2 separate regions of the Homo sapiens genome follow, and region 2 is linked to region 1. Evidence: chromatin loops called from intact Hi-C (ENCODE). Cell type or tissue: PC-9. All regions are shown on one strand. Links, peaks and the distances in the headings refer to the core of each region. The heading gives the core; the rest is flanking DNA. Region 1 overlaps CSTF1 (cleavage stimulation factor subunit 1). Region 2 has its middle 150 kb from the start of BMP7-AS1.

Region 1 (4,396 bases), core at 211-4,210:
CTTCGGCCTCCCAAAGTGCTGGGATTACAGGTGTGAGCCACCATGCCCGGCCTGTTTAACAATTCTTTTACTTCCTGACATTTAGTTTATATCAATTATAAGTAATGTTGTAATGAACATCCTTTGTACAGAAAGCTTTATTTCCTTAGGAGTAAATTCCTAGAGACAGAATTACTGAGACAAAGTATATGAATATCTACTTTCCAAAAGGAAGCCTTTTTATGACTATAAATTACATATTTTATGTTTAAAAGTACCAAATAAAGTATAAAAAGGAAAATAAAAACTGCCTAATAATTGCACCCATCAGAGGTAACAGTCAATACTTTGGTGAATACTCTTTCGAAATATCTAAGTGTTATGTGCTCACTTGTAAATTCTCTCTTTTTTTTTTTTTTTTGAGATAGAGTCTTACTCTGTTGCCCAGGCTGGAGTGCAATGGTGTGATCTCGGCTCACTGCAACCTCTGCCTCCTGGGTTCAAGAGATTCTCCTGCCTCAGCCTCCTGAGTAGCTGGGATTACAGGCATGTGCCACCACACTCAACTAATTTTTGTATTTTTAGTAGAGATGGGGTTTCACCATGTTGGCCAGGCTGGTCTCAAACTCCTGACCTCAGATGATCTGCCCACCTTGGCCTCCCAAAGTGCTGGGATAATAGGTGTGAGCCACAGTCCCTGGCTTCATTTGTAACTTCTTTAAGTCAGAGCATTTGTCATATACTATTAATATTCAAGCATATGTAGTGCAGATCTGTAAAGACAGAATACAGCTTAGTGGATAAAAACACAAAGTCTGTGTGGTCAGATGTGGGTTCAACACTAATGTGACCCTGGGCAAATTACTTAACATTCCTCAGCCTTAATTTTCTCATCTGTTCCATGGAGTAGTTACAGAACCTACCCCATAAGGCTGTGAGGATTAAGAATAAGAGAATGCAAAGGAGGCTCTGGAGTGCGAGTGCTCAGCCCATGTTAGCATGCATACTTATTTTTAAAGGTGTATGTTGTCCATGGATGCGTAACAGATTTCCTCAGTGCTTCTTATTGGACATTTATGCTGTTTCTAACTTTCAGCCACTCCAAATGATGTTGGGACACACATCCTTTTATGGGCATGTGCATGTCTGTCCAATTACCTCTTTAGGTTGAATTTCTAAGAGTAGATATAGTGGGTCAAAAAGCGTGTATTTAAAATTTTGATATGACACCAAACTGTGCTGAAATATTTTACCAGCTGACTCTGACCAACAAAATATGATTTCCCGAAATCTCTATCAATAGTAGATAATATAAATCTTTAAGACTCCTGAAATCTGATTAACAAAACCAGGTCCCCATATTCATTTCTTGGGTCTGCAGCAAGGCTGGCCACCTTTTCTTACATTTCCTGACCATTTTTCTCTTCTGCAGCCCCCTGTCCTTTGGCTCCTTTTTTCTCGAGTTTGGACTCATCTTTTTCCCATATGAGTTCTCTTTATAGATTAAGGATGTTAACTCAATGTCTAACATCTGTATATATGCTATAACCATTTTCTCCCAGTCCTGTATGTTATTTATATTGTTTTTAATTTTTTGCATCCCAATTTCTAAAGTTTTGATAGTTTTTCCTTTTTCATCATTTCAAAAACCCTCTGAATTCTAACTAATTATTATTATTATCATTTTTTGAGACGGAGTCTTACTCTGTCGCCCAGGCTGGAGTACAGCAGCGCAATCTCGGCTCACTGCAACCTCCACCTCCCAGGTTCAAGCTATTCTCCTGCCTCAGCCTCCCAAGTAGCTGGGACTACAGGCGCCCGCCACCAAGCCCAGCTAATTTTTGTATTTTTCATAGAGACGGGGTTTCACCATATTGGCCAGGCTGGTCTCAAACTCCTGACCTTGTGATCTGCCCACCTCGGCCTCCCAAAGTGCTGGGATTACAGGTGTGAGCCACCGCGCCTGGCCCAAATTCTAACTAATTATTAAAACTGGGAACAGAAATCTTAACATGCTGACATGACAGGCGCTTGACCTGTGAAATGAGAAAAAAGGAAAAGGGGAATCTGTGCATAAATTCAGCATAATCACATTTTTGAAAAACCACACTGCTATTCCCCACTAAAACAAGCCAATCAACCTCATACTATTATAAAACACCCAAAACATTCCTAGAGCAAATATATAAGCTATTGTCAGTAGGCTGGTGTGTATCTGTCCAGATACAGCACACTCCTTAAAACAGTTATAACTTCTATAGGGGGAGTACTTTCACATTTACCCTGATCACTTTTTTATCTTCTTTTTGCAACAAACACAACTATTATAAAGTAGTTCTTTATAATAAATACTTTTCAGAACAACTTTATACAAGTGTTTCAATGAAGTCACCAAGAATTATGATAAAAATGGCTCTTCCTAAGATTTGCTAGTGGTACCAGAAGCCAGAAAGATGGCTGGGGAAGGGAACTTTGGTTACAATGAGACAAATCTAAGGCAAGTTATGCTGCCCCCTAGTGGGTCAGATGTCACTGACTCTTCAATGCAAACTTAAACACAATCCAGTCCCTTCCAATACTGTTTTCTTGTGATTTTTTTTGAGTTATGCTCATGCCAATTTTAGTGTATGATACAAACATATCTCACAATGGAAGAAACAATCAGAAATTTTCTGGAGGTTTTCTACCAAACAACAGTCTTTGCTGCTACAAGGAACAGAAGACAGTGTTTTAACATTCATTATCAAATAACCAGACTTGGGCCCTACTAGTGATAGGATAAATTTAAATGGATTTCATTATAAAAAGACTCCACAGGCACTACTGTTACCAATGAGACCAACATACATAAATGAGAATTCAGTGGATGCAATTTTTTTCTGTCTGCTGAGCCTACTTTATATCTGCATTCAGAATTAACGTGGTTTCCTTTGCGGGCTAGGTCTGCTCTCTTAGGAATGGGATAAGATCTTCCCTCTCAGCCATTCTTTCATGAATACATATATTAATAATACTGAGATCTACTATTGGAAACTTTTCTCTGGATTGCTTTCACATTTCTGTGGGAAGAGGGCATGCCAGTCTACAAATGGATCACCAGGTTCTCAAATGTTACTTGCATGGAATCCAGCCCTAGTCCACGGTGTGAGGTGCTCAGAAGAGCAAAGAAAGCACCGTTCTATTTCCAAGTCGTGTAGCCTTGGCTAAATGACTTAACCTGTAAGTCTTGGTTTCCTCTTATCTAAGAAAGGGTAACATCTGCCTTGCTCAATGCATAGATATTGTGTTGCTCTATTGTGAGGTCTTAAAAGAGAGTTCTGGAAAGTGTAAACACTACAGAAATGTTAAGTAACATCAACGTCTCACATACCCGTGTATCTGACCAGTGTTCGTCCCGTTGATATTTCCCAAAGTTTAGCTACAGAGTCTTTTCCACTTGAGAGAATGTATTTAGAATTTTTGGAAAAAATGGCAGAACAAACTTCAGCACCGTCATGTGCTTTCTCAAAAGTTGTGATGCATCGATTTGAAACACCATCCCATAATTTGATGCAGCCGTCCTTGCTTCCAGTTACGTACATATTGGCACTAGAATTGTAATTAACGGAACATATAGCATCGGTGTGTTGATCTTGAGGATTGCAAGAGACAAAACATTGAAAGGTGTTGATATCATAAAGGCGAAGAGTAGGATGCTGAGTTCCGACAAGTATAAAGTCTCCAGAAGGATGAAAAGAGATGGAACGTAACATTTCAGCTTCCTGTTGGGACAGAGACATTAATACAAGTGACCAACTGGTGAACAATTAAATCCAGAGGAAATGTGGAAAATATCTGGCTGATGAAAAGAATCTATAAAACAATTATTAGATATTACACAGGTATCATAAGAAAAAAAGTGCTTTCTGGAACATATGAAAGTATTTTTTGAATAGATTTCCAAAACTAAATATTTACTGGTTATATTATTCCAAAAACTACAGAAGTGAGCTTCATTATTTACAAATGAACACTGAGTAAACTAAGGATGGAGTATTATCAGACAATGACACATTCATGCATGGTTAACTGAAGTACAACTTGTACCTAAGAGCTTCTTTAATTTGCTCTAGGGCTGCAAATATTGAGTGAAAAATTAAGTTTATTATTATTTTTTTCAGACAGGGTCTTGCTCTGTCGCCCAGGCTGGAGTGCAGCGGCATGGTCACAGCTCACTGCAGGCTCAACCTCTTGGGCTCAAATGATCATCCTTGCCTCCGCCTCCTGAGTAGCTGGGACTATCGGCGCGTGCCACCATGCCCAGCTGATTAAAAGAATTTTTTGTAGAGATGAGGTCTCACTACATTGCTCAGGCTGACCATAAACTTCTGGGCTCAAGTGATCCTCCCACTTTGGCTTCTCAAAGTGCTGGGATTAC
Region 2 (4,396 bases), core at 271-4,270, 660 kb before region 1:
GCTGCTGCTGTTCATTACGTTTTGCTACTGTTCATCATGTTTCCAGTTGGAAAACAGAGTCAGTTTTCCCCTTAATACCCTTCCCCCAATTCAACCCATCAGTTTTAATTCTCTCAGTCCTATTTCCAAGATACATCCTGACTTTATTCCCTCTCTCCCTGTCCACTCTCATCACCCCAAGCCAGTGATCTTCAACCAGGGTCCATTTTGATGCCCAAGGAACATTTGACAATGTCTGCAGAGAGTTCTGGCTGTCACAGCTCAGGGGGAGGGGACCCACTGGTGTTTGGTGAGGAGAAGCCAGGGATGCAGCTCAACATCCTACATTGCACAGGACGGCCCCACAGTGAAGACTTACCTGGCTCAAATTTCAGTAGTGCCCAGTGGAGAAACCCTAGTCTAGGCCAAGCGTCTTCCACCTTGGCTGAACAGCTGCCACGTGCCCCCTTGGTCTGCCAGCTGCCACTGGCTCTTTATTGCCCTAAATGTCCCCTCACCTTATGATTCCCCAATTAAATGGTTTCAGTGACCCCTCTCTACTCTTCTTTGTAAACAAAACCCACATTCCCCCATGGCCTACCTGCTGCCAGCCTCCCACATGCACCTTCACCCGGCCGCTTTTGCTTTGTTCTTTAAATAATGGCTTCCTCTTCCTGCCAGTCCCAGCTCCCATGTCATCTCCTTCAAAAAGGCTTCTTGGGCCTCTGCTACCTGCTGCCACCTGCCACACTTTACCCATTTTATAGCCTCCATGTGACACAGACAAGAGACAGGGAAATACTGGGTGGAAGAGGGCAGCTCCCTGGCAGAGGCCCCGCCCCAAAGCCTGGAAACCTGCAACCCTAAATGGGAACAGGCACTCCTGTTTTCATGCCCAAATGTTGCCTTTTGGCCTGCCATGGCCCCCTATCCTGTACCCATATAAACCCCAAACCCAGGTTCCACGAGCAGATGAGCAGAAGAATGGAGTGGTGGAGGAGGAGAGAAGAGAAGGAGCGTCTGAACGTCTGCTGGGGACAGTCAGAGAGATCGGCCCAGGGACAGCCAAACTCCAGGGAAAGATCATCTTCCCACGCCATTCCCTTTCCAGGTCCCCATCTGTCCTGCTGAGAGCCACCTCCAGCACCAAATAAAATCCCTGCATTCACCATCCTTCAAGTCCATGTGTGACCTGATTCTTCCTGAATGCTGGACAAGGACCTGTGTACCAAGACTGAGCTGGTTAACACTTAAGCCCTCCATGGATGGCAAGGCTAAAAGAGCACACTGTAACACACGCCTACTTGGGCTTCGGGAGTCACAGGATCCCACCTCCTGGATGCTGTTGTGGGGCTGGAGCCCAGGGGTGCTCACCCTATCTCCTGCACCTGCCTGTCTGCGTGCTCTCCCTCCTGTAAGGGGTTTGAGCACACACATGAGCCGTACCCTTGTTGCACATCCTGCAAGGGGGTTCAGGGAACTCTCCTGTTTCACATAGATATCCTTGTCAGATTCCCAATCTTTTCAATGATCTTATTTATAGGCTTTCCTATTGGTGAACATTTTCCCTGTGGCCCCTCCAGAAGCAAAGCTTTCTGAGGCAGGCACACTCTGGATCCTGCCCTCAGCGATACTGCACATGGTGTGTCCTCGGAAACCGGCACCGATAAGTGTCCAAGACATATTTATTGACTAACTGAAAGACACACGTTTACATAAATCCACCAGTGAAAATCAGGGTTGGGTACAGAATTTGCAGGGCCCAGTACAGAATGAAAAGGCGGAGTTCCTTGTCCAAAAATTATGAAGAATTTCAAGAGAGCATTAAACCCAGGGCAGGATGCTTCTAAGTGTGGGGCCCTGGACACATGCCCGTGAAGCCATCCCTGACTACGATATTACAACCACGGCCAAAGAATAATTTCTTAACTAAAAGTTCTTACTTCACTCAGTGCCCCCCAAACTCAAGTCCCAGCAGGGGTTCATTGGTAGGAATCCAGCTAAGAAAAATGTGGACAATGGAAGTAGTTTTTTTCTCAAGGCTAAACTGATGTCTCAGGGCTCAGTCTTAACTATTCTGCAACTGCTTTCCTTTTCTATTTTTGCTGGGAAAGTGTCTTCTCTTTTGAGAAGTGATGGTGATGCTGGATGTAATTACAGAGTACAAGGTTTGAGACTCTCACCCCCAGTGTTTTGGGTGCTTGCTTTGTATGTTGCCCTACTCTGTGGACTCCGGCATCTGAGAAGCGTCCTTTGAAGAGTTTAGTGGGATGGCTCCTATGTCCGTTCCCTTTCAGCAAAGAATCTGAGAGCATCATGGCCAGCAGAGGGGGCCGCAGGAATGCCGAATCCCCCTGGCAGGTCCCACATGTGGAGCTGCTCTCCCATCTCTCAGCTACCAGGGACGTACTTTATTAGGAGGAGAATCAGAATTCTATGAAACTCACCTGATGACCCTCCCTTTGGCATTTTGTATTTGCACGGTCTTCTTGGGCTAAAGCCTTTTTGGCTGAAATCCATGGTTCTGAGCCCTGGCTGCGTGTCAGCCTCACCTGGTGCGTTTTAAAAACATAATGTCCTGAGCTCGCCTCCCAGCATTTCTGATTCAGTTAGTCGGGGATGGGGCCTGGGCATCGGAGTTTGTAATGTCACTTCCCATCCCTGCTCTTTAATTCCAATTCTAATGAGTTGAGAACGCCAGCCAAACAGAATCTCTATCCGAAACTGGTGGTCTCATGGGAAAGGGAGTGAGTGCTTCTTTTTGGGGCCTGGGACAACTGTCTTCATTGCCTTCTTAGAGAAGGACAGTTTCAGCAAAGCACCAACAGGGCATGCCACAGGTTTGGGCAGGAAGCCTTGGGTGGTGCCCTGCCTCATGCTTGGTGGCACCTGAGCAGCTGTCCCTGACCTCTGCCTGGTCAGGAGCTTGTCCCGGTTTTCCTGTCTTGCCTGCGTCATGAGCAGGCCCACCCCTGGAAATGTGGCAGCTAGGTGTCTGGGCCCAGTGGGCTCTGGGTTGCAGCTGCTCCTTGCAGCCAGTGCATTGAGAGAACAGGCTGAGGTGCTGCCTTCTCCCTGAGCCGCCTCCTCCAAACCCTCGTGTAGCTCTGTCCCCAGCTGAAATATGATGACATTTACAGACTGCCTGTGAACGTGTTTCCTAATAGTAACCTTTTCAACAAAAAGAATAATTCAAAGTTTATGCAAAAGGCAATAGAAACCCCAAATGACTCAAAAGGTATTTTGGGAGTGGTTCCTCCCGCTGATCAAATGAGTAATCCTTCTAAGAGAGTACAAGCAATTTAATAAGAAAACTGTCTCCACGGTGAAGTTGCTTGAACCTGGGAGGTGGAGATTGCAGTGAGCTGACTTTGTGTCACTACACTTCAGCCTGAGCGACAGAGTGAGACTCTGTCTCAAATAATAATAATAATAATAATAATAATAATAATAATAACTCGTTCTCTGTCAGCAACCGCAGAGGCAAATCTCAAGACTTCACAGCCCTGCTCACCCGCACCCCACCCACTTCCCCATTGCCTCTGTCCTGAGATGGTTCCTTTCTAATATTCTGAAAAAGAGTTTGTGTCTCCCAGCATTACATTTATACAGGCATACCTTCTTTATTGCAATTTGCTTTATTGCATTTTTTACAGATTGAAGGTTTTGTGGCAACTCTGCCTCCAGCAAGGTTCATGGTGCCATTTTTCCAACAGCAGGTGCTCACCTGGTGTCTCTGTGTTGCATTTTGGCAGTTCTCACAATAGAGCTAATCATTTCATTATTATTATATTTGTTATCGTGATCTGTGGTCAGTGATCTTTGATGTTACTATTGCAGTGTTTTGGGGCACCACGAACTGTGCCCGTATAAGACAGTGAACTTAATTGATAAATGTGTGTGCCCTAACTGCTCCACTGGCCATTCCCCCATCTCCTCCCTCTCCTCATGCCTCCCTATTCCCTGAGATGCAACAATGTTAAATTGGGCCAATTAAGAAACCTACATTGGCCTCCAAGTGTTCAAGTGAAAGGAAGAGTCGCATGTCTCTCACTTTATTATTTATTTATGTATTTTTTGAAACAGGGTCTCTCTCTGTGGTCCAGGCTGGAGTGCAGTGGTGCAATTATGGCTTACTGCAGCCTGGAACTCCTGGCCTCAAATGATCCTCCCACCTCAGCCTCCTGAGTAGCTGGGGCTACAGGCAAGCACCACCATGCCCGGCTAATTTTTTAAAAAAATCTTTTTTTTAGTAGAGATGAAATCTCACTAGGTTGCCCAGGCTGGTCTTGAACTCCCGGGCTCAAGCAATTCTCATACCTCAGCCTCCCAAAGTTTTCTCAATTTAAATCAAGAGCTAGAAATGATTAAGCTTAGTGAGAAAGGCATGTCAAAAGCTGAGACAGGTCAAACGCTA

The links. A loop is a pair of places that touch in the nucleus more often than their neighbours do. Peaks named below come from ENCODE experiments on the same cell type or tissue, not always from the same donor. Only the 100,000 strongest peaks of a DNase experiment are listed, where the experiment ranks them.
Region 2: it touches region 1 in a loop (4-fold over the local background); 1 of 110 quality-filtered maps calls a loop at or near these places.

What each region holds. Positions count from the first base shown.
Region 1 is chr20:56,398,311-56,402,706 of GRCh38, reverse strand. It overlaps CSTF1 (cleavage stimulation factor subunit 1), which reads right to left. Exons shown (of 6, transcript NM_001324.3): 5 at 3,350-3,740. Among named protein-coding and RNA genes, the nearest start is that of CSTF1, 7.9 kb to the right of the region's middle. In PC-9, for the core only: CTCF peaks have their summits at 2,272 and 2,473 (motif pointing left); no DNase peak of the experiment used is centred there.
Region 2 is chr20:57,059,402-57,063,797 of GRCh38, reverse strand. No RefSeq gene overlaps it. Among named protein-coding and RNA genes, the nearest start is that of BMP7-AS1, 150 kb to the left of the region's middle. In PC-9, for the core only: a CTCF peak has its summit at 2,338 (motif pointing right); a DNase peak (open chromatin) is centred at 3,197; H3K27ac peaks cover 721 bases.